2 separate regions of the Homo sapiens genome follow, and region 1 is linked to region 2. The links are chromatin loops, found by intact Hi-C in ENCODE. Cell type or tissue: Caco-2. All regions are shown on one strand. Each heading gives the region's core, and the rest is flanking DNA. Links, peaks and the distances in the headings are about the cores only.

Region 1 (11,110 bases), core at 2,646-7,645, 110 kb before region 2:
GACTGAGTTTGTCCTGAGCAATTGTGGTAGAATTGACCTCGAGGTGCCCAATCTATAATAGTTCCGAATTCATTGTTTTGTAATATCACCGCACTATTGGCCACACATTCTTCCCAAACTAAAACTTCTGTATTTTTTGATTCTTTGGGAATTTCCTTGGGGCAAGGTTTCCCTTTAGGTCTAAATTTTAATGATCTTTGATAAGGAAAGTCTTGTAAATAATTTACCCGTGGCCTGAGTGACATCCCGCTTACCATGTGATAAGTGAATCTACTGATGGGACTGACAGTAGGTACTTCCACCAACCAATTTTGGACTGCAGCCATTAAACATCCTGGTGCTCTCCCTAGGCAAATAGGAGGATAACGATACCCAATGGAAATATTTATCATCATCCCTTCTTCCTCAGGTTTGGCAGGGCAGCGATCATCTGTGGGGCCAGGTACCCATTCACTATCATTAACATATACTTCTATAGGATTATCCATCCATGTGACTGGTGTTACCATCTCCGTGGAGGCCCTTTTCTTTGCATCTCCGATGGGTTCATTGTAGAACTTCAAATGTCTAGTGGGTATCCAAACAGGAAGCTGATTTTCTCCTGGTGAAACACAAGCAAAACCTCTCCCCCACGTTATCACCTTACCTATTTCCCATGTCTTATTTTTATTATCTTTCCACCAAATTAGTTTTCCTTGAATAATGGCCTTACACACAGGTCTGTTCTCTGAGACCTGACTTGCCCAATATGCAGCCTTTCCTGTTGGATCAGTGCTTACAAGCCCTCCTATTCTTTTTATTTCACTATTTCCATCCTTAATATATGGCAGGAGTAATAATTGAGCAATCCTGTCTCCTGGACTGGCACTCCAAGGAATTGAAGAGCTAATAACCAATTGAATTTCACCTTTATAGTCTGAATCAACCACACTAGTATGAATTTGAACTCCTTTTAGATTTAGACTTGATCTTCCCAAGATTAGTCCTACAGTCCCCTCAGGCAGGGGGCCATATACCCCTGTGGGGATTTTTTGTGGGGGCTCCCCTGGAAGCAGAGAGACTGCTTGTATAGTACATAAATCTACTGCTGCACTGCCGCTTGTGGCGGGGGACAATTGTTGTATTGTGGTAACTGGCTTATTCCCTGAAACACTTGGGACAGTGGGGGTTGTTGTCCCTGAAAACCCTGAGGAACAAATGGCTGAATTGGGAATGCCCCAGTTTGTTGTGGGGCCTGAGGCTGGCCCCTTTGCTCATTTCCCGACAATGGTTGCCCATTTTTATCAAATTTAGAACGACATTGACTAGCCCAATGTTTTCCTTTTTTACATCTTGGACATAAGTCAGGTGGCTCTCTACCTGTTGTAGTTGGTTGAATAGTTATATTCTGTTTATTTAAGACTGGGCAATTCTTTTTTAAGTGACCAATTTGACCACAATTATAACATTTTCTTCCAAATGTTCTAACTTGCCCTCCTAAAACAACTCCTGTTATTGCTTGAGCCATAAGCATAGCTTTATGCATAGCTCCTCCGATTCCATCACAGGCTTTTACATATTCTGAGATTACATCTGATCCTGCAGGAACCTTTCCTTTTAATGGCTTAATGGCTGATTGACACTCAGGATTGGCGTTTTCATATGCCATCAACTCCACTATGACCTTACGGGCTTTTTCATCGGCAATTGACTTTTGAGCAACATCTTGGAGCCTTGCCACAAAATCAGGATAGGGCTCTTTTGAACCTTGTCTTACTGTATTAAATGAGGGGCAGGTACTTCCTGGGTCTTGGATTTTTTCCCAGGCTCTAAGGCAGATAGCTCTAACTTGTTCAATGGCCTCATTTTGCATTAATGCTTGTTGACTAATAGTACTCCAATTTTGACCTATTCCTAATAGTTGATCTGCATCTATGTTAACTGGAGGATTGGCAGCCCTATTTCTTCGGACCTGTTCTTGTACCCCATCAATCCACCAAGTCTTAAATTGTAAAAATTGAGAGGGTGAGAGAGACGATTTTGCCAGAATCTCCCAATCATAAGGAATGAGTCTATGTCCATGAGCAATGGAATCTAATAATGTCCTCATATAAGGAGAGTTGGGTCCATACTGTTTTACTCCCTCTTTCATATCTTTTAGCATTTTTATCGAAAAAGACTTGTATCTGGCCTCAACTGTGGGAGGCTCTCCCTCTTGGGCTCCTTCTCCAGGTGGCATTGGTTCTAACGTTACTGGGAATTGCCATGCCTCAGTATCTCCTTCCTTTCTTGATTTATCAATAATTTCATGTAATTCACTACCCTGTCTACTAGGTGGTGCCATAGGATTAAGTCTCCTAGTGGGCAGCTGAGGGTATGGCGCCCTGCCCTGTGGTGCTGGGGGCATTCCTGGATATCCATACTGACTTTCTGGGGGTGGCCGATACTGAAGTTCAGCCGGCGGCCAGTATTGATAAGCTACTGGCGGTTGGGTCTTATTTTCTTTAACCTGCGTTTGAGGTTGTAATCTTACGGGCACCTGACCTGCTGGAAGAGGACTTGTGCCTCGTGGTTTAGACTCTGATGGCCCCATTAATTCTGGACCTTTTCCTTCTAATTTTAACGTTTCAGGATATATCACCTCCTGTAATTGATTATAGTCAACATTTTGCGTTGACTGAGCCATTACCGGCTCTGCTACATATTTGCAATGTAAACTTTCCGTTTCTTTCTGGGATTTTTTCCTTGTCTTTTCATTACAATCTATTAAACAGCTTCCAGGGGCATCAGAAACTGAAATGCTATCTTCTTCTGTTTGAAATGGTTCTAAAGCTGCTTTAATAATGGCCCAATCATTCCATACTGTAAGTGGAATGATATTACCCTTCCTACCTGCTTGTTTTAGTTCCTTACCAATTCTTTTCCAATCTTTTAGATCTAAAGTTCCTTGTTCTGGAAACCATGGGCAAAATTGTTCTATTATTTGAAATAGCTTGATTAGATTTTTTGTAGATACTTTAACTCCCCCTCTTTTTAAAAGAATTTTAATAAAGCTGAGATAAGAGGCATATTTACTTTTAATTTTACTTTTAGTTTGCCCTATTATCACCCTAGCTTCTTCCGAGCGCACAAGCTTACTGTAAGGCTGACTGTAGACGTACTTGGGATCTCTCGTCGACTTGTCCTCAATGACCACGCTCGAGCGTACCTTCACCCTAGAGAAAAGCCTCCACGTTGGGCACCAGATGTAGGGGTGGGTTGCCCCTACACACCTGTGGGTGTTTCTCGTAAGGTGGGACGAGAGATTTGGAAAAGAAAAAGACACAGAGACAAAGTATAGAGAAAGAAATAAGGGGAACCGGGGAACCAGCGTTCAGCATATGGAGGATCCCGCCAGCCTCTGAGTTCCCTTAGTATTTATTCATCATTTGTGGGTGTTTCTCGAAGAGGGGGATGTGTCAGGGTCACAAGACAATTGTGGGGAGAGGGTCAGCAGACAAACACGTGAACAAAGGTCTTTGCATCATAGACAATGTAAAGGATTAAGTGCTGTGCTTTTAGATATGCATACACATAAACATCTCAATGCTTTACAAAGCAGTATTGCTGCCCGCAGGTCCCACCTCCAGCCCTAAGGCAGTTTTTCCCTATCTCAGTAGATGGAGCATACAATCGGGTTTTATACCGAGACATTCCATTGCCCAGGGACAGGCAGGAGACAGATGCCTTCCTCTTGTCTCAACTGCAAGAGGCATTCCTTCCTCTTTTACTAATCCTCCTCAGCACAGACCCTTTACGGGTGTCGGGCTGGGGGATGGTCAGGTCTTTCCCTTCCCACGAGGCCATATTTCAGACTATCACATGGGGAGAAACCTTGGACAATACCTGGCTTTCCTAGGCAGAGGTCCCTGCGGCCTTCCGCAGTTTTTGTGTCCCTGGGTACTTGAGATTAGGGAGTGGTGATGACTCTTAAGGAGCATGCTGCCTTCAAGCATCTGTTTAACAAAGCACATCTTGCACCGCCCTTAATCCATTTAACTCTGAGTTGACACAGCACACGTTTCAGAGAGCACGGGGTTGGGGGTAAGGTTATAGATTAACAGAATCTCAAGGCAGAAGAATTTTTCTTAGTACATAACAAAATGGAGTCTCCTATGTCTACTTCTTTCTACACAGACACAGTAACAATCTGATCTCTCTTGCTTTTCCCCACATTCCATTGCTGATACCCTTTCTTCCAGTTGATAGCATCGACTCCTGAGGCTTCTTCATTCTTCACGTAGTTCTCGAGCCTTGGTTTTCAGCTCCATCAGCTCCTTTAAGCACTTCTCTGTATTGGTTATTCTAGTTTTACATTCTTCTAAATTTTTTTCAAAGTTTTCAACTTCTTTGCCTTTGGTTTGAATGTCCTCCCGTAGCTCAGAGTAATTTGATCGTCTGAAGCCTTCTGCTCTCAGCTTGTCAAAGTCATTCTCCATCCAGCTTTGTTCCATTGCTGGTGAGGAACTGCGTTCCTTTGGAGGAGAGGCGCTCTGCTTTTTAGAGTTTCCAGTTTTTCTGCTCTGTTTTTTCCCCATCTTTGTGGTTTTATCTACTTTTGGTCTTTGATGATGGTGATGTACAGATGGGTTTTTGGTGTGGATGTCCTTTCTGTTTGTTAGTTTTCCTTCTAACAGACAGGACCCTCAGCTGCAGGTCTGTTGGAGTACCCTGCCGTGTGAGGTGTCAGTGTGCCCCTGCTGGGGGGTGCCTCCCAGTTAGGCTGCTCGGGGTTTAGGGACCCTCTTGAGGAGGCAGTCTGCCCGTTCTCAGATCTCCAGCTGCGTGCTGGGAGAACCACTGCTCTCTTCAAAGCTGTCAGACAGGGACATTTAAGTCTGCAGAGGTTACTGCTGTCTTTTTGTTTGTCTGTGCCCTGCCCCCAGGGGTGGAGCCTACAGAGGCAGGCAGGCCTCCTTGAGCTGTGGTGGGCTCCACCCAGTTGGAGCTTCCTGGCTGCTTTGTTTACCTAGGCAAGCCTGGGCAATGGCGGGCGCCCCTCCCCCAGCCTCGCTGCCGCCTTGCAGTTTGATCTCAGACTGCTGTGCTAGCAATCAGCGAGACTCCATGGGCGTAGGACCCTCTGAGCCAGGTGTGGGATATAATCTCGTCGTGCGCCGTTTTTTAAGCCGGTCGGAAAAGCGCAGTATTTGGGTGGGAGTGACCCAATTTTCCAGGTGCGTCCGTCACCCCTTTCTTTGACTTGGAAAGGGAACTCCCTGACCCCTTGCACTTCCCAAGTGAGGCAATGCCTCGCCCTGCTTCGGCTCGCACACGGTGCACACACCCACTGACCTGCGCCCACTGCCTGGCACTCCCAAGTGAGATGAACCCGGTACCTCAGATGGAAATGCAGAAATCACCCATCTTCTGTGTCACTCACGCTGGGAGCTGTAGACAGGAGCTGTTCCTATTCGGCCATCTTGGCTCCTCCACGATTCAGTGGTAATGAATTTTCTTAGTGATTGCTTGTTCGGGAAAAATTGTCTTTCTCCTTCTGTTATGAAAATTAGTTTGGTGAGATACAAAATACTTGGTTGGTATTTCTTTACTTCAAGAATGCTAAAAATAGGCCTCCAGGTCTATTCTGGCTTGTAAGGTTTCTGCTGAGAAGTCCACTGTTCACCTGATGGGGTTCCCTTTGTGAACAGTGATAGAAAAGTGATATGACCCTTTTCTACAGTTGCCTTTAAGATTTCTTTTCTTGTTGACTTTGAAAATTCTGATGATTATGTGTCTTGAGGAAGGTCACCTTGTATAATGTCTCACAAAGATTCTCTGAATTTCTTGAACTTACATGTCAACTTCTTTCGCAAAATTGGGGAAATTGTTGTGGATTGTATCCTCAGATATGTTTTCCAAGTTGCTTACTCTCTCTTCTCTCTCAGACATGCCAGTGAGTCACACGTATAGTCTCTAGAGGGTTTGTCTATTTTTAAATTATTCTTTTTTATTTGTTTTTGTCTGACTGAGTTGATTTGGAAGACTGATCTTCAAGCTCTGAAATTCTTTCCTCAGCTTGGTCTAATCTGTTATTAAGACTTTCAGCTGTATTTTGAAATTTCTATAGTGAAATTTTCAATTCCAGAAGTTGAGTTTGGTTCTTACTTAAAATGGCTCTGTTGTCTTTCGATACTTGGATCATTTTTTGAGTTTTCTTGGATTGGGTTTTAATTTTCTCTTGAATCTCGTTGAGCTTTCTTGGCCATCCATATTCTGAATTCTATGTCAGTTGTTTCAGACATTTCAATCTGGTTAGGATCCATTGCTGGAGAGATAGTGCAATCCTTTAGAGGTAAGGAAACACTCTGACTTTTTAAATTGCTAGAGTTCTTGCACTGATTGCTTCTCATATGAGGGGGCCAGTATTTCTTTTTGAAATTGCCGTCATTTGGATGGGACTTTTTGTTTTTATAATAATTTTTGTGTTTGACTGTGGTGTATGTTGTGTATAGTACTGGCTTCATTTCTATGTGCTTTTAGAGGGCCAAGGCTGTGTAGAGTTCCTCAGTTGTGGATCCTTTCCTGCATGGGTCTCCAGGCATTGAGCGCTGAAGGGATGTATTTTTGCTTCCCGGTGTGATTCAGGTTGCAATCCAGTAGATAGTGCTTAAGAGTCAGGGCTGGCAGATAGGCTCTTAGCCACATGCCTCTTGTGTGTTTCAGTGCATGTGCAGCGGTGCCCTGGGGAGGGGAATGGGGGGCAAAAGATGACTTCCTCACCAAGTTTGTCTACAGGCCTTAGTGGAGTACCCTGCAGTTACTGGCATCACGCCTGCATTTCCTTAGCATCAAGTGGGGCTTTGGTGGGCTACCTTCTCCACACCTTCTTAGGTGTGGTCTGTGCCAAGTGTTAGGTCACCAGGAGACCCACAATTCCCTGGAGACCTACTGGTCCTCTAAGCCTGGCAGAGTCCAAGGAGGTTGTGAGGTATGTCTGCAGGTAGTCTGGTGATTCAGTGGGTCAAGAGTGGAGGATCCTGAGGGAGAGTGGTGGTACCACAGGTATTCAGCTTGTGTGTTGACTGTGGCCAGGGATTTTAGCCCAGAGGATGATTGTGGGACCTGCTCAGCTTGCACCCCTTCTACTGGGTCTCCCTCTGATGCCTGCGTAAGAACAGGCCCAACCAGCTAGACTTGTCCCAAGCCTTCTGCATTCAGGTCACTTGCTGTTCCAAAATGTTCTAGGCTGCAGGGCTCCTTGGGGCAGAAGCTGCAGCTAACAGGCTACACCCTTTCTGGACTGGTCTGGTGGAGGGAGGGATGACCAGCTCCCATGCCACCACATGAGCACAGGCCACACTCCCTCAGTGTTCTGAGAGTGGGGGCTCCTCCCCAACCTGAGCTCAGGCCACAGATCTCAGCTTGATGCCCCTGGGTAGTGTGCTTGAATCCTGGGGGGTAGGGACTCGGCCAGTAGTTTTGTCCTCTGAACCCTCAGGGTTGAGTGCCAGCTGTGCTGGGGGAGTTTAACTCCTCCCAGACAGCTGGCAAAACACTCAGGTGGGGCAGTAGAGGCTGTGCTGTGGGCAACCTCCTGCAGGAGTAGCCAGGCAGGTTGTCTTAGGAGGGACTGGTGGACAAGGCAGCGTGTGGATCAGATGTGCCCTGCTCCTGCAGGAAAGGCAGCCTTGCTCTCTCCTGGCCGAACAGTCAGCAGGAGCTACAGTCACTCAGAGCAAGATAGAGAGCCTTCTGGGATAAATGCCTGAAGTCACGTTTAGTTGCTGCTGCACCACGTGCCACCTTGAAACCTTCAGGGTTCTATGCAGGTTCAATCTCTGCCTCTGTCTGGTCTCTAAGAAGTTCCTCCTGCCAATTCAAATGTCTGTGGGGGTAATGGGATCTCTTGTCTCTAGGATCCCAGAGGGTTGTATTTGGGGTGTGGTGCCTTGGAGTTCCTTTACTCACCCCTTCCTTAGGACCTGTTGAGGGCCAGGAGCTGGTCTTGGTGCTCGGTGACTCCATGCAGGCTTCCCAGTTTCCTCCCTCTTTAGCCACAATGTCTGTCACCTCCCTATCGATTTTTGGTGTTTTCTCTCAAAATATTTTTTCAAAGTATAATGGTTTACTCTACATTTTGGTTTCTGTTAGTGAGGGAGGCCTTTCCCAGCTGCATCTAGTCAGCCATCTTCTAGATCTTTTTCTTGATTCTGACACTTTGACCTAATTTAAATGTTGACCTGAGGATATTTTGACTCTGCTTCTAAATACCAATATTCAGATTTATACGATCATCAATGAATTCAGGTCAATAAGGAGTTCTTACATTTTTTGAAGTAAAATCTATGAGTTTGATTCCTTAATTTTTTGTATAGCAGTGTTAAACTATGGTTTTATTCTTTTTTATTCTACTAAACTTCATTGGACTGAATGTCAATTTAAAAACAAAGATTTGATTTAGTGATTATGTTTTATCTACATTGTTTGAACAACCAAAGCTATTTCATTAAATATTTCTGTGGTCATTATTTCTCCCTAATACAATTTTCCAATGTCAAATTTTAAAGGAAGATATAATTCTTTTATCAATTTTTGGTCAGTAAACATTACCATGAAAAGTTTAGCTAATGTCAATTCTATTTTCTGTTAATAACTTCTCTGAAGGTTTCATTTCTTCCAAGGTCAATTTTTGCAGTTTTCTGGTTTACTAACAATATGTGATTCTTTAACCCATTTTGACCATTGTTCAACTAACTTTTACAAAGAAAAAATTCACTTCACTATATGTACATGTCTTTAGAATTGCTAGTTTTATTTTGTCATGATGATTTCCTCCTAATCTTGTTTTGCTTGGGTAAAGTTGTATTTTATGTTGAATATCCTCAGTGTCAGAATGCCAGGATTAAAATATTCTCCTGTAATCTTAATTACTCTTTATTTTTTCCTCTCAATCTGCATGTAAGTGTTAGCCAGAGTTAGGCATCTGGGGAAAAGTAAGTGTAAATTTAAGGAAAAAGGGCAAATTTTTTATTTAGGTAAAACATTTTACATGCATTTGATCTCTGACTCACTGGGAAAAAGCTCTTTCCTTACCCTGAAGGTTTTTTTTTTTTTTTTTTTTGAGACAGAGTCTCACTCTGTCACCCAGTTTAGAGTGCTGTGGCATGATCTTGGCTCACTGCAGCTTCTGCCTCCCAGGTTCAAGCAATTCTCCTGTGTCAGCTTCCCAAGTAGCTGGAATTACAGGCATGTGCCAACATGCCCGGCTAATGTTTGTATTTTTAGTAGGGACGGGGTTTCACCAAATTGACCAGGCTGGTCTTGAACTCCTGCCCTTAAGTGATCTGCCCGCCTCGGCCTCCCAAAGTGCTGGGATTACGGGCTTGAGCCACTGCGCCCAGCTACCTTGGAGCTTTTATATACCTTGTCAATCCAACCTGGCTTTTTCTTTCTGGCAGGATGAACTACCTCTTAGCACAAAGTATTGCAATCAACTGTTCCTCACCTGTGTGAAAAACAGCCTTTAGAAGGTTGAACTAAATAAAAAAATATATAATCTCACACTTTTAAATAGGTGGGCCTTCATTTTAGCTTTTCGTAGGTTAGTCTAAAGTAATACAAATGAATATATCTTTTATTGATTAGCTGGAAATAATTTAGACTCTCTGTCTCTTTCAAATTATTAAAAACAGATAAAGTGGCTACTCTGGGATGGATCTGATTTTATTTCTCCACTGTTTTTCATTTTTTGATTTTTTAATTTTTCATTTTCTTAATTTTCTTGATAATCAGGAAAGGCTGAATATTATGCTCTGTAGAAAGCTACTTGGGTCTTTGGATATGTTGATGTGACTACAAAAATAACAATAAAAATAGTTTACAGCACTTACTGTGAGTTGGACACTATTCTTACTGCTTTACATATGCTAACTCAATGTATCTAAAACCCCTTTGAGGATGGTTCTATTTCTCCTATTTTATAGATGAGGAAACTGAGGCATAGAGAAGTTAAGTAACTTGTGCAGATAAACACAGTAACAATTGAACACAAACTGCATGAAGTTTTCTATTTTAAAAATACTTTATATCTTGTTTTTAATTAAAAATAAATTTTGATTCCCTGCCTTCGCAAATGGGGTGAATGTATAATTTCCCATTGACACATCCTTGCTGCACGTAAAGAGATGGAGAGATGGAGCATGAAGTTTGAAGTATGTGATAAAACTGGAGTCCAGCCCCTTTATTTGCTTTGTACCTACCAAACCCAACAGGAAAACTGAGGAGTTTTCTCTGTATGAGATGAGAGCATTGTCCCAATCCTTCTCCTCACTCCTCTTTCTTAATATGCCTCTTAGTTTAGATCTTCCCTGTAGCACATGTACGTTGTTTCATGCAACCAGTAAAACTGATCATATTATTAAAGAGTTTGTAGGGACAAACTGCAATAAGTAGAAATTTACTAAATGCTCAGTTTTACAACTACTTACAGCAGGAAATTACATTTTTCTCCTGTTGCTGATTTTCTCCATCTCTCTGACACCCCTGACTCTTCTCATTAGCCTACCATATACCCACTCTGATCCCGTATCAAAGTTACCCTCTTTGGTGATACTCAGTTTCCTGTTTGATTCTGCAGGACATCATACACTTGTGAGTTTTTGTGGAATGTTTTGAGTACAACCAGTATATAATATCTGCTAGGAATGCTCTGGTTTATGCTCCAGGAATTTTGTTACTTCCATCTTCTCTCTACAGCCTTTGAGATTGACTTTGTAGTTCACTGAGCGGTCCAAAATACTTATCCTATGTAAATTGCCTGGAAGAGGTCACCTCCAGGTATTTGTATACACACACTACTGGGCGTCTTTGCAATAAGAAACTGTGGTTGGAAATATTCTGATCACTATGCTACCCAAGGCTGAGTCTGTCTCAGTAGTTAAGGAGATGAAAGAAGTTATAAAGCAGTTTGAAGTGGAAAAAATTATTTTAACTGGAAAAATTTCAATAAACAAATTATTAAATTGATATTCTTCTTTCTAAAATAGTTATTTTTCTATGTAATAGGTATAAGTTTATGTTACAGCATATGGGAACAAAAAACCCAGAAATTATTTATTTCCTCCTAGAACCAAAGTCTAGAATATTAGCT
Region 2 (11,110 bases), core at 2,122-7,121:
TTTAGTCAATATTAAAAGTTTTTTAAGCATAAGTTTTATTGTATAAAATGGTGTATTAGTCCATTTTCACACTGGTGATAAAGACATACCTGAGACTGGGTAATATGTAAAGAAAAAGGGGCTTAATGGACTCACAGTTCCACGTGGTTGGGGAGGCCTCACAATCATGGCAGAAGGCAAAAGGCACGTCTTACACGGTGGCAGACAAGACAGAATGAGAACCAAGTGAAAGGGGTTTCCCCTTATGAAACCATCAGCTCTTGTGAGACTTATTCACTAACAGAACTGCATGGGAGAAACTGCCCCCACCATTCAATTATCTCCCACGGGTTCCCTCCCACAACATGTGGGAATTATGGGAGCTATAATTCAAGATGACATTTAGGTGGGGATACAGCCAAACCATATCAAATGGTATCAAGGGAAAATATTGGAGTAAATATATCATGATAGTAACATTATTATAACAATGTGAAACTATCATAAAACCAGACAGAAAGAAATCCTATTAAAAATATAAATTTTGAATGTGATAAAGATGGATTTCAAGTCAGTAGCAGAAAGATGATTATTAAATAAATAGTATTGAATTAACTGAAATACCATTCATAAAAATAAAATAAAATTGGATGTTTATCTCATATCTTATACCAAAATAAACACTAAAGCATTGATGATTTTGTATATAAAATATAAAACCATAGAAGTAACAGAAGAAAATGCAAGGGTATATTTATAGAATTATGGGGTTAAGAAAACTTTTCTAAAGATAACACCAAAAGCAGAAAATAGAAATTTTGAAGAATTTCAACACATAAATACACCTTAACTCATTGGAAACAAAGTTGAAAGATAAATGGAAATCTAGGAAAAACAAATATTTTCAACATATATATCTGACCAAATGTATCAACACCTTTTTTATATGAGCTGTTCTTCAAAATCAAAAAGAAAAAAAGATCATCCTATATGAAAGTAGGTAAAAGTCATAAACAGGAAATAATATAATGGCCAATAATGATAGAAATATAGTTCAACTACAGTTAAAAAAAGAATTGCAAATTAATTAAAATATTATTTTTGTCTTATAGGTTGTCAAGTAAATTTTAAAATATTAAAATTTCCGGTGTTGGCCAGAGTGAGGAGAAAAAATCGCCTCATTTTCTACTGGCAGTAGTGTAATTTGATATTTATCAGATTTTATAAAATATTTATCAAACATATAGGTTCTTTTTGATTCAGCAGTTTTCATCCTAGAAACTCATCTAGTGGAAATTTGCATAGATTTCCTAACGTTATAGGCACTATGTAATAGTAATAATAAAATGGAAACAACCTAAATGTTTCTCAATAGGAGATTGATTAAATGAATTACGGTATAGTCAATTATAAAATACCATTTAATCATTAATTATTGGGTAGAGATATATTTATTGGCAAGGAAATGTGCTCATGATATATTGTTAATTCAAGAAATGAAGTTATTAAAATGGCATGTGTAGTATAATTTCATTTTGTTGGTATGTTTGTACACTTGTATACTCTATATTCACATATATGAAAACATATGCAAGAAAAAAGTCTGAACGGATATACATATGCTTACAGTAATTATTTTCAATTATGGGATTATATTTTTATTTTCATTCTCATATTTCTGAGCCCCTATTATATCCCAGACAGTTTTCTAAAGGCTGAGGTTATAGTAAAAACAAATGAACAAGCTACCTGCCCTCATGAAGCCTACGTTTAAGTTAAAGGGAGATTCTCAATAAAAATGTAAATAACAAGATAGCTTCAAATAGTGATCAATGCTATGAAGAAAAAAAACAAAGCAGATGGCCTAACAGAGAATGACTGGTGTGCAATGGGAGGTAGTTACCTTGTGGTTACGGGGTGAGGGAAGCACTCTCATGAGGAGGTGACTTCTGAACTGAGATGTGAAGACCAGGAAGACACCAGCCTTTCAAAAGCCCTGGGAAGAGCACTCAAGCCAGAGGCAATAAGTGCAAAGGTCCTGAGGCATGAGTGACCCTATGATACACCAGGACTAGCACTAGAAGGAAGCCAAGAGGCCAAAACGTAGCCGATAAAGAGGGTGGTGGAATGAGGAGATGTCTGAGAAACAGGTAGAAGTCATATTTTCTGTGTCCTATGGACTCTGATAAAGTATTTGGATTATTTATAAGTGCAGAGAAGGACATAGAAAGGTGTTCCAACAAGAGTGACCGAATCCATTTAACATTTTAAAAAGAACATTCTTGCTGCTTCCTTATACCTTCTTGAGCTGTTTCAATGGTTCACAATAAGCATGTATGCAGAAAAATATTAAGCTTTTTTTCATTTAAAAATTAGGCCAGCTAGGGTGGCTCATGCCTGTAATCCTAGCCCTTTGGGAAGCCGAGGCGAGCCAATCACTTGAGCCCAGAAGTTCAAGACTGGCCTGGGCAACATGGTGAAAGCCTGTCCCTACAAAAAAATAAAAATAAAAATAAAAAAATTTTAAAAAATTAGCTGAGCATGATGGAGTGCCTGTAGTCCCAGCTATCAGGAGGCTGAGATGGGAGGATGGCTTGAGCCCAGGAGGTGGAGGTTGCAGTGAACTGAGATTGCACCACTGCACTCCAGCCTGGGCAACAGAGCCAGACCTTGTTTGAATTTAAAAAAATAAAAATAAAAATAAATATAATGGCAGATATCCTTATAGAATCATGACAGAAAATTGAGTATTTTTATTTTCTTGTATGTTTATGTGCATTGCAAGTTTCTACCAAAAATGTGTATCACTTTTATATTCCTACCGAATTTTCCAAAATTAAATAATTTAAAAAAGAAGTAAATATGCTGAGACAATAGATTGTCTTCATAATTAAAGCCCCTTTAAAAGAAAAAAAAACCAGATAAACATTTTCTCAAAAGAATATGTACCCTGGAGTCAAATTCTGACTTTACCTCTAGCATTGACCCATGGCATGGAACACAACCTACCTCAGTCTTTATTTCCTGATAATGAAGCAAAAATTAAATGAGAGAACAGTCATGTAGGAGAAGCATGCATTGGCCTTCTAAAAGCACTTTCATGTTGTTGAGGTCCTCCAATGGGCCAGTCACTATGCAATATACTAGAGCAAATAAGGCACAGATTTCTTCTTCAAGAGTCTCTTGGTCTTCAGAGATAAAGTCAAGAAAGCTATGGATTCGATCTATTGTGTTCGGCGCAGTGTGCTATTTTAAGTCTAAAATATAGTGCTGACAATCTCATCTGAAGCAGCCGCACGCACCGTCACCATTCCTCTTCCTAGTCTCTGGCACAAGATCTTGATTTACTGTCTTAGATACTTATCACTGCCTGAATTTATCCTGGTTATTAATTGGTTAGCTTCATTTATCTTCCCGGGCTGGGCCCAAAGTTCTTTGAGATCAGGGCCATTCTCTGTCTTTTTCACTGTCATATCTTCAGAACCTACAGCATTGTCTGGCATTACAATATGTGCTCAGTAAATTCATTGTTAAATGAATGAGAAAAAAGGGGTAACACAGATAAGAATGATTTGCTCCCAAAGTGGAGGTCAGCTTAAAGATCTGATCAGGTCCTCAACAACACTGCTAAGTGAGTCTGACTATTATTACTATTATTTGGAAATTTAGAAAACTAAAATTCAGAAAGGTTAAAATACTTGTTAAGGTTCAACTGTCTATTAAATGGCAAAGGTAGCACATTCTAACCCTAAGTCTTAAGCTGTTTAGGTTACACACAGACAGTTGCAGTGAACTTGGCTTTCCATTTTACTTGTTTAACCCAGGCCTAAAAATCTTAAACATAGCATAGCTTGTAAAAGTATCATTACATGTTTTAAACACCACAAATAAATGTGTGTGTGTGTGTGTGTGTGTGTGTGTGTGTGTATTTCTATGCCAAAATGAAATGCATCTATGTTAGGATGTGTAAGAAATTTAGGCAGCTCTAAAATGGGGAAACTTACCTGTTAGACTTTAACAATTGTCATGATGTATTTAAGCAATCCTTTGATTCCCAACTCTGGAAGACATTCCTTAATAACCGAGCCTAAAGTCCATGTTTAGAGGTGGTGTGATATTTGAGATGTGGCTTTTGGCCTTTTGTGCTTTATCTAACCAAAAAGACTCTAGGAGAAACACCAGGGGTTTTTACGGTGTCCAAAGAGATGAAACAGCGACTTCAAAGGAAAACGGAGTGCTTTGTTGTTGTGTGTAACTTTCTCTGCCTCTTGAGCTCTGGGAAAGTTGCTCATGACACTTAGGTACAGACCTTTTCTTTGAGATTTCCACAAAAAAAGAGAACGTGATTGATTTTTGATGCCACCTACTGGCTACTACAAAAACTTCAGCTTGTAAAGGTTGTGCCGAAATTACTTTGAACATTGTCTGATGTAGCACCATTACCAAGACTGAAATACCTGGCCCCATGAGGTTAAGATAAGGAAACAAGAAAGATTAAGAGGACAATGCTCTTCTATTTAAGATTTTTTAAAACTGATATGTAATATGTAATATTTGTACCTATCTATGGGGTGCATGTGATATTTTGTTACATGCATAAAATGTGTAATATTCAAGTCAGGGTATTTAGTGTATTCATCACCTAAGTATTTATCATTTCTATGTGTTAAGAACATTTCAAGTCCCATCTCCTAGCTGCTTTGAAATGTACAGTACATTGTTGCTACCTATAGTCATCTTTCCATGCTATGGAACATTAAAATGTATTCCTTCTATCTAATTCTATGTTTGTACCCATTAACCATTAACCCATTAACCAGCCTCTCTTCACTCCCCAGCCCCTGCCCCAGTTGCATATGCTTTCAGTTTGCTAGTATTCTGTTGAGAATTTTTGCATCTATGTTTATCAGGGATATTGCCCCATAGTGTTTTTTTGTTTGTTTGTTTTTATGTCCTTGTTTGGTTTTGGTATCAAAGTAATGCTGGCCTCACAGAATGACTTATAAAGAATTATCTCCTCTCCAATTTTCTGGAATAGTTTGAAGAGAAGTGGTTTTAATTCTTCTCTGTAAGTCTGGTAAAATTCAGCAGTGAAACCATCTGGTCCTGAACTTTTCTTTGTTTGGAAACTTTGTATCACTGATCCAATCTCATTATTTGTTATTGGTCTGTTTGGTTTTTCTATTTCTTGATTCAACCTTGGTAGGTTATATGTGTCCATGAATTTATCCATTTTTCTAGTTTGTTGGTGTACAGTTTTTCATAACAGTCTCTGATAGCGTTTTTCATTTCTGTGGTATCAGTTGTAATGTCTCCTCTTTTATTTTTGATTTTATTTATTTGGGTCTTCTCTCTTTTTTTCTTGGTTAGCCTAGCTAGCAGTTTATCAGTTTTATTTTTTTCAATAAAAACTTTGTTTTGTTAATTGTTTCCATTGTTTTTTAATCTCTATTTTGTTCTCTTCTCATTTTTATTTATTTACTTCTACTAATTTTGTGTTGGTTTGTTCTTGCTTTTCTAGTTCCTTGAGGTGCATTGTTAGATTGTCTTCGTACTTTTATGATGTAGGTCATTACTGCCATAAATTTTCCTCTTAGCACTGCTTTTTCTCTATTCCATCAGTTTTGATACATTGTGTTTTGGTTTTCCTTTGTTTGAAAAAAATTTTAAATTTCCTCCTAATTTCTTTCTTGACCTAACGGTCATTCAGAAGCATGTTATTTAATTTCCATTTATTTATAGTTTCCCAAGCTCTTCTCATTATTGATTTCTAATTGTATTCTATTGTGGTCTAAGAAGAAACTTGATATGATTTTAATTTTTTATAATCACACAAGTTGTCCTTGAGTGGCAGCTGCAAACAGAATAATCTTTCTCAGGGAACTGTAAACGTGTGGCAGCCCTGCCACTGGGCACATGGGGATCAATGCCAATGGCTTGCACTTTGGCCTTGGTGAGAGCAGCCAGCAGCAGCACATGGCTGCAGGTAGGGGATGTCAATGGGGCTCCAGGGATGTGGAGACACAAGGGTTGTTGAGCCCTAGGACAGGATGCAGTACAGTAGGTTCCAGGCTCTGAAAATGGTGCCTTGCTATTCCTTTTTTTTTTTTTTTTTTTAAATACTTTAAGTGATGGGATACATGTGCAGAACATGCAGGTTTGTTACATAGGTATACACGTGCCATGGTGGTTTGCTGTACCTATCAACCTGTCGTCTACACTAGGTATTTCTCCTAATGCTATCCCTCCCCTAAGCCGCAACCCCCCAACAGGCCCCAGTGTGTGATGTTCCCCTCCCTGTGTCCATGTGTGCTCATTGTTCAACTCCCACTTATGAGTGAGAACATGCTATGTTTGGTTTTCTGTTCTTGTTTTAGTTTGCTGAGAATGATGGTTTCCAGCTTCATCCATGTCCACACAAAGGACATGAGCTCATCCTTTTTTATGGCTGCATAGTAGTCCATGGTGTATATGTACTACATTTTCTTTATCCAGTCTATCACTGATGGGCATTTGGGTGGGTTCCAAGTCTTTGTTACTGTGAACAGTGCTGCAATAAACATACGTGTGTATGTGTCTTTATAGTAGAATGATTTATAATCCTTTGGGTATATACCCAGTAATGGGATTGCTGGGTCAAATGGTATTTCTAGTTCTAGATCCTTGAGGAATCACCACACTGCCTTCCACAAGGGTTGAACTAATTTACACTCCTACCAACAGTGTAAAAGCATTCCTATTTCTCCACATCCTCTCCAGCATCTGTTGTTTCCTGACTTTTTAATGACCATCATTCTAACTGGCATGAGATGGTATCTCATTGTGGTTTTGATTTTATTTGTCTAATGACCAGTGATGATGAGCTTTTTTTCATATGTTTGTTGGCTGCATAAATGTCTTCTTCTAAGAAGTGTCTGTTCATATCCTTCAGCCACTTTTTGATGGTGTTGTTTGTTTTTATCTTGTAAATTTGTTTAAGTTATTTGTAGATTCTGGATATTAGCCATTTGTCAGATGGGTAGATTGCAAAAATTTTCTCCCATTCTGTCGGTTGCTTGTTCACTCTGATGTTAATTTCTTTTGCTGTGCCAAAGTTCTTTAGTTTAATTAGACCCCATTTGTCAATTTTGGCTTTTGTTGCCATTGCTTTCATGTTTTAGTCATGAAGTCCTTGCCTATGCCTATGTCCTAAATGGTATTGCCTAAGTTTTTGTCTAGGGTTTTTTATGGTTTAAGGTCTTATTTTTAAGTCGTTAATCCATATTGAGTTACTTTTTGTATAAGGTAAAGAAGGGATCCAGTTTCAGCTTTCTGCATATGGCTAGCCAGTTTTCCCAACACCATTTATTAAATTGGGAATTCTTTCCAGATTGCTTGTTTTTGTCAGGTTTGTCAAAGATCAGATGGTTGTAGATATGTGACGTTATTTCTGAGGCCTTTGTTCTGTTCCATTGGTCTATATATCTGTTTTGGTACTAGTACCATGCTGTTTTTATTACTGTAGCCTTGTAGTATAGTTTGAAGTCAGGTAGTGTGATGCCTCCAGCTTTGTTCTTTTGGCTTAGGATTGTCTTGGCAATGCGGGCTCTTTTTTGGTTCCATATGAACTTTTAAGTAGTTTTTTCCAATTCTATGAAGAAAGTCAGTGGTAGCTTGATGGGGATAGCATTGAATCTATAAATTACTTTGGGAAATATGGCATTTTCACAATATTGTTTCTTCCTATCCATAAGCATGAAATATTTTTCCATTTGTTTATGTCCTCTCTTACTTCCTTGAACAGTGGTTTGTAGTTCTCCTCGAAGAGATGCTTCACATCCCTTGTAAGTTGGATTCCTAGGTATTTTATTCTCTTTGTAGCAATTGTGAATGGGAGTTCACTGATAGTTTTGCTCTCTATTTGTTCTTGGTGTATAGGAATGCTTGTGCTTTTTGCACATTGATTTTGTATCCTGAGACTTTGCTGAAGTTGTTTATCAGCTTAAGAAGATTTGGGGCTGAGATGATGGGGTTTTCTAAATATACAATCATGTCATCTGCAAACAGAGACAATTTGACTTCCTCTTTTCATACTTGAATACCCATTGTTTATTTCTCTTTCTTGATTGCCCTGGCCAGAACTTCTAATACTGTGAAGGAGTGGTGAGAGAGGGCATCCTTGTGTTGTGCCGGTTTTCAAAGGGATTGTTTCCAGTTTTTGCCCTTTCAGTATGATACTGGCTGTGGGTTTGTCATGAATAGCTCTTATTTTGAGATACGTTCCATCAATACCTAGTTTAAAGAGAATTTTTAGCATGAAGGGCTGTTGAATTTTGTCGAAGGCCTTTTCTTCATCTATTGAGATAATCATGTGGTTTTTGGTCATTGGTTGTTATGCGATGGATTACATTTATTGTTTTGCATCCCTGGGATGAAGCTGACTTGCTCGTGGTGGATAAGCTTTTTGATGTGCTGCAGGACTCAGTTTGCCAGTATTTTATTGAGGATTTTCGCATCCATGTTCATCAGGGATATTGGCCTGAAATTTCTGTTGTTGTGTCTCTGCCAGGTTTTGGCATTAGGATGATGCTGGCTTCATAAAATGATTTAGGGAGGATTCCCTCTTTTTCTATTGTTTGAAATAGTTTCAGAAGGAGTGGTACCAGTTCTTCTTTGTACCTCTGGTGGAATTTGGCTGTGAATCCATCTGGTCCTGGACTTTTCTTAGTTGGTAGGCTATTAATTGCTGCCTCAATTTCAGAACTTGTTACTGGTCTATTCCAGGATTCAACTTCTCCCTGGTTTAGTCTTGGGAGGGTGTATGTGTCCAGGAAGTTATCCATTTCTTCTAGATTTTCTAGTTTCTTTGAGTAGAGGTGTTTACAGTATTCTCTGGTGGTAGTTTGTATTTCTGTGGGATCGGTGGTGATATCCCCTTTATCATTTTTTATTGGGTCTATTTGATTCTTCTCTCTTTTCTTCTTTATTACTCTCGCTAGCTGACTATTTTGTTCATCATTTCAAAAAACCAGATCCTGGATTCATTGATTTTTTGAAGAGTTTTTTGTGTCTCTGTGCCCTTCCGTTCTGCTCTGATCTTAGTAATTTCTTGCTTTCTGCTAGCTTTTGAATTTGTTTGCTCTTGCTTCTCTAGTTCTTTTAAATGTGATGTTAGTGTCGATTTTAGATCTTTCCTGCTTTATCTTGTGGGCATTTGGTGCTATAAATGTCCCTCTACAGACTGCTTTAAATGTGTCCCAGAGATTCTGGTATGGTGTGTCTTTGTTCTCATTGGTTTCAAAGAACATCTATATTTCTGCCTTCATTTCAATATTTACCCAGTAGTCATTCAGGAGCATGTTGTCTACTTTCCATGTACTTCTGCAGTTTTGAGTGAGTTTCTTAGTCCTGAGTTCTAATTTGATTGCACTGTGGTCTGAGAGACTGTTTGTTATGATTTCTGTTCTTTTGCATTTGCTGAGGAGTGTTTTACTTCCAGTTATGTGGTCAATTTTAGAATAAGTGTAATGTGGTGCTGAGAAGAATGTATATTCTGCTGATATGGAGTGGAGAGTTTTGTAGATGTCTATTAGGTCTGCTTGTTGCAGAGCTGAGTTCAGGTCCCGGATATCCTTGTTAACATTCTGTCTCATTGATCTGTTTACTATTGACAGTGGGGTGTTAAAGTCTCCCACTATTATTGTGTGGGAGTCTAAGCCTCTTTGTAGGTCTCTAATAACTTGTTTTATAATCTGGGTGTTCCTGTATTGGGTGCATATATATTTAGGATGGTTACTGCTTCTTGTTGCATTGACCCCTTTACCAGTATGTAATGCCCTTCTTTGTCTCTTTTGATCTTTGTTCGTTTAAAGTCTGTTTTATCAGAGACTAGGATTGCAACCCCTGCTTTTTTGCTTTCCATTTGCTTAGTAAATATTCCTCCATCCCTTTATTTTGAGCCTATGTGTGTCTTTGCATGTGAAATGGGTCTCCTGAATATAGCACACCAATGGGTGTTGACTTTTTATCCAATTTGCCAGTCTGTCTTTTAATTGGGGCAGTTAGCCCATTTACATTTAAGGTTAATATTGTTATATGTGAATTTGATCCTGCCATTATGATGCCAGCTGGTTATTTTGCTCGTTAGTTGATGCAGTTTCTTCCTAGCATCGATGGTCTTTACAATTTGGCCTGTTTTTGCAGTGGCTGGTACTGGTTGTTCCTTTCCATGTTTAGCGCTTCCTTCAGGAGCTCTTTTAGGGCAGGCCTGGTGGTGACAAAATCTCTCAGCATTTGCTTATTGTAAAGATTTTATTTCTCCTTCACTTATGAAGCTTAGTTTGGCTGGATATGAAATTCTGGGTTGAAAATTCTTTTCTTTAAGAATGTTGAATATTGGCCCCCATTCTCTTCTGGCCTCTAGGGTTTCTGCTAAGAGATCTGCTGTTTGTCTGATGGGCTTCCCGTTGTGGGTAACCTGACCTTTCTCTCTGGCTGCCCTTAATATTTTTTCCTTTATTTCAACCTTGGTGAATCTGATGATTGTGTGTCTTGTGGTTGCTCTTCTCAAGGAATATCTTTGTGGTGTTTTCTGTATTTCCTGAATTTGAATATTGGCCTGCCTTGCTAGACTGGGGAAGTTCTCCTGGCTAATATCCCAAAGAGTGTTTTCCAACTTGGTTCCATTCTCCCTGTCACTTTCAGGTACACCAATCAAACATATATTTGGTCTTTTCACATAGTCCCATATTTCTTGGAGGCTTTGTTCATTTCTCTTCACTCTTTTTTCTCTAATCTTGTCTTCTCACTTTATTTCATTGAGTTGATCTTCAATCTCTGACATTCTTTCTTCCACTTGATCGATTCTGCTATTGATACTTGTGTATGCTTTGCGAAATTCTTGTGCTGTGTTTTTCAGCTCCATCAGGTCATTTATGTTCTTCTCTATACTGGTTATTAAAGTTAGCAATTCATCTAACCTTTTCTCAAGGTTCTTAGCTTCCTTGCATTGGGTTAGAACATGCTCCTTTAGCTCAGAGGAGTTTGTCATTACCCATCTTCTGAAGCCTAATTCTGTCAATTTGTCAAACTCATTCTCTGTCCAGTTTTGTTGCCTTGCTGGCGAGGAGTTGTGATCCTTTGCAGGAGAAGA

The links. Hi-C counts contacts between places; a loop is a spot of excess contacts. Peaks named below come from ENCODE experiments on the same cell type or tissue, not always from the same donor. Only the 100,000 strongest peaks of a DNase experiment are listed, where the experiment ranks them.
Region 1: it touches region 2 in a loop (7-fold over the local background); 7 of 110 quality-filtered maps call a loop at or near these places.

Annotation. Positions count from the first base shown.
Region 1 is chr1:75,370,169-75,381,278 of GRCh38, reverse strand. The region is part of intron 3 of SLC44A5 (solute carrier family 44 member 5); the gene reads left to right. Among named protein-coding and RNA genes, the nearest start is that of SLC44A5, 240 kb to the left of the region's middle. RefSeq lists enhancers at 3,424-4,205, 4,206-4,987, 4,988-5,771, 4,616-5,815. In Caco-2, for the core only: no CTCF peak of the experiment used is centred there; a DNase peak (open chromatin) is centred at 5,318; H3K4me3 peaks cover 2,335 bases.
Region 2 is chr1:75,259,115-75,270,224 of GRCh38, reverse strand. The region is part of intron 6 of SLC44A5 (solute carrier family 44 member 5); the gene reads left to right. Among named protein-coding and RNA genes, the nearest start is that of LHX8, 130 kb to the right of the region's middle. In Caco-2, for the core only: a CTCF peak has its summit at 4,299 (motif pointing left); a DNase peak (open chromatin) is centred at 4,204.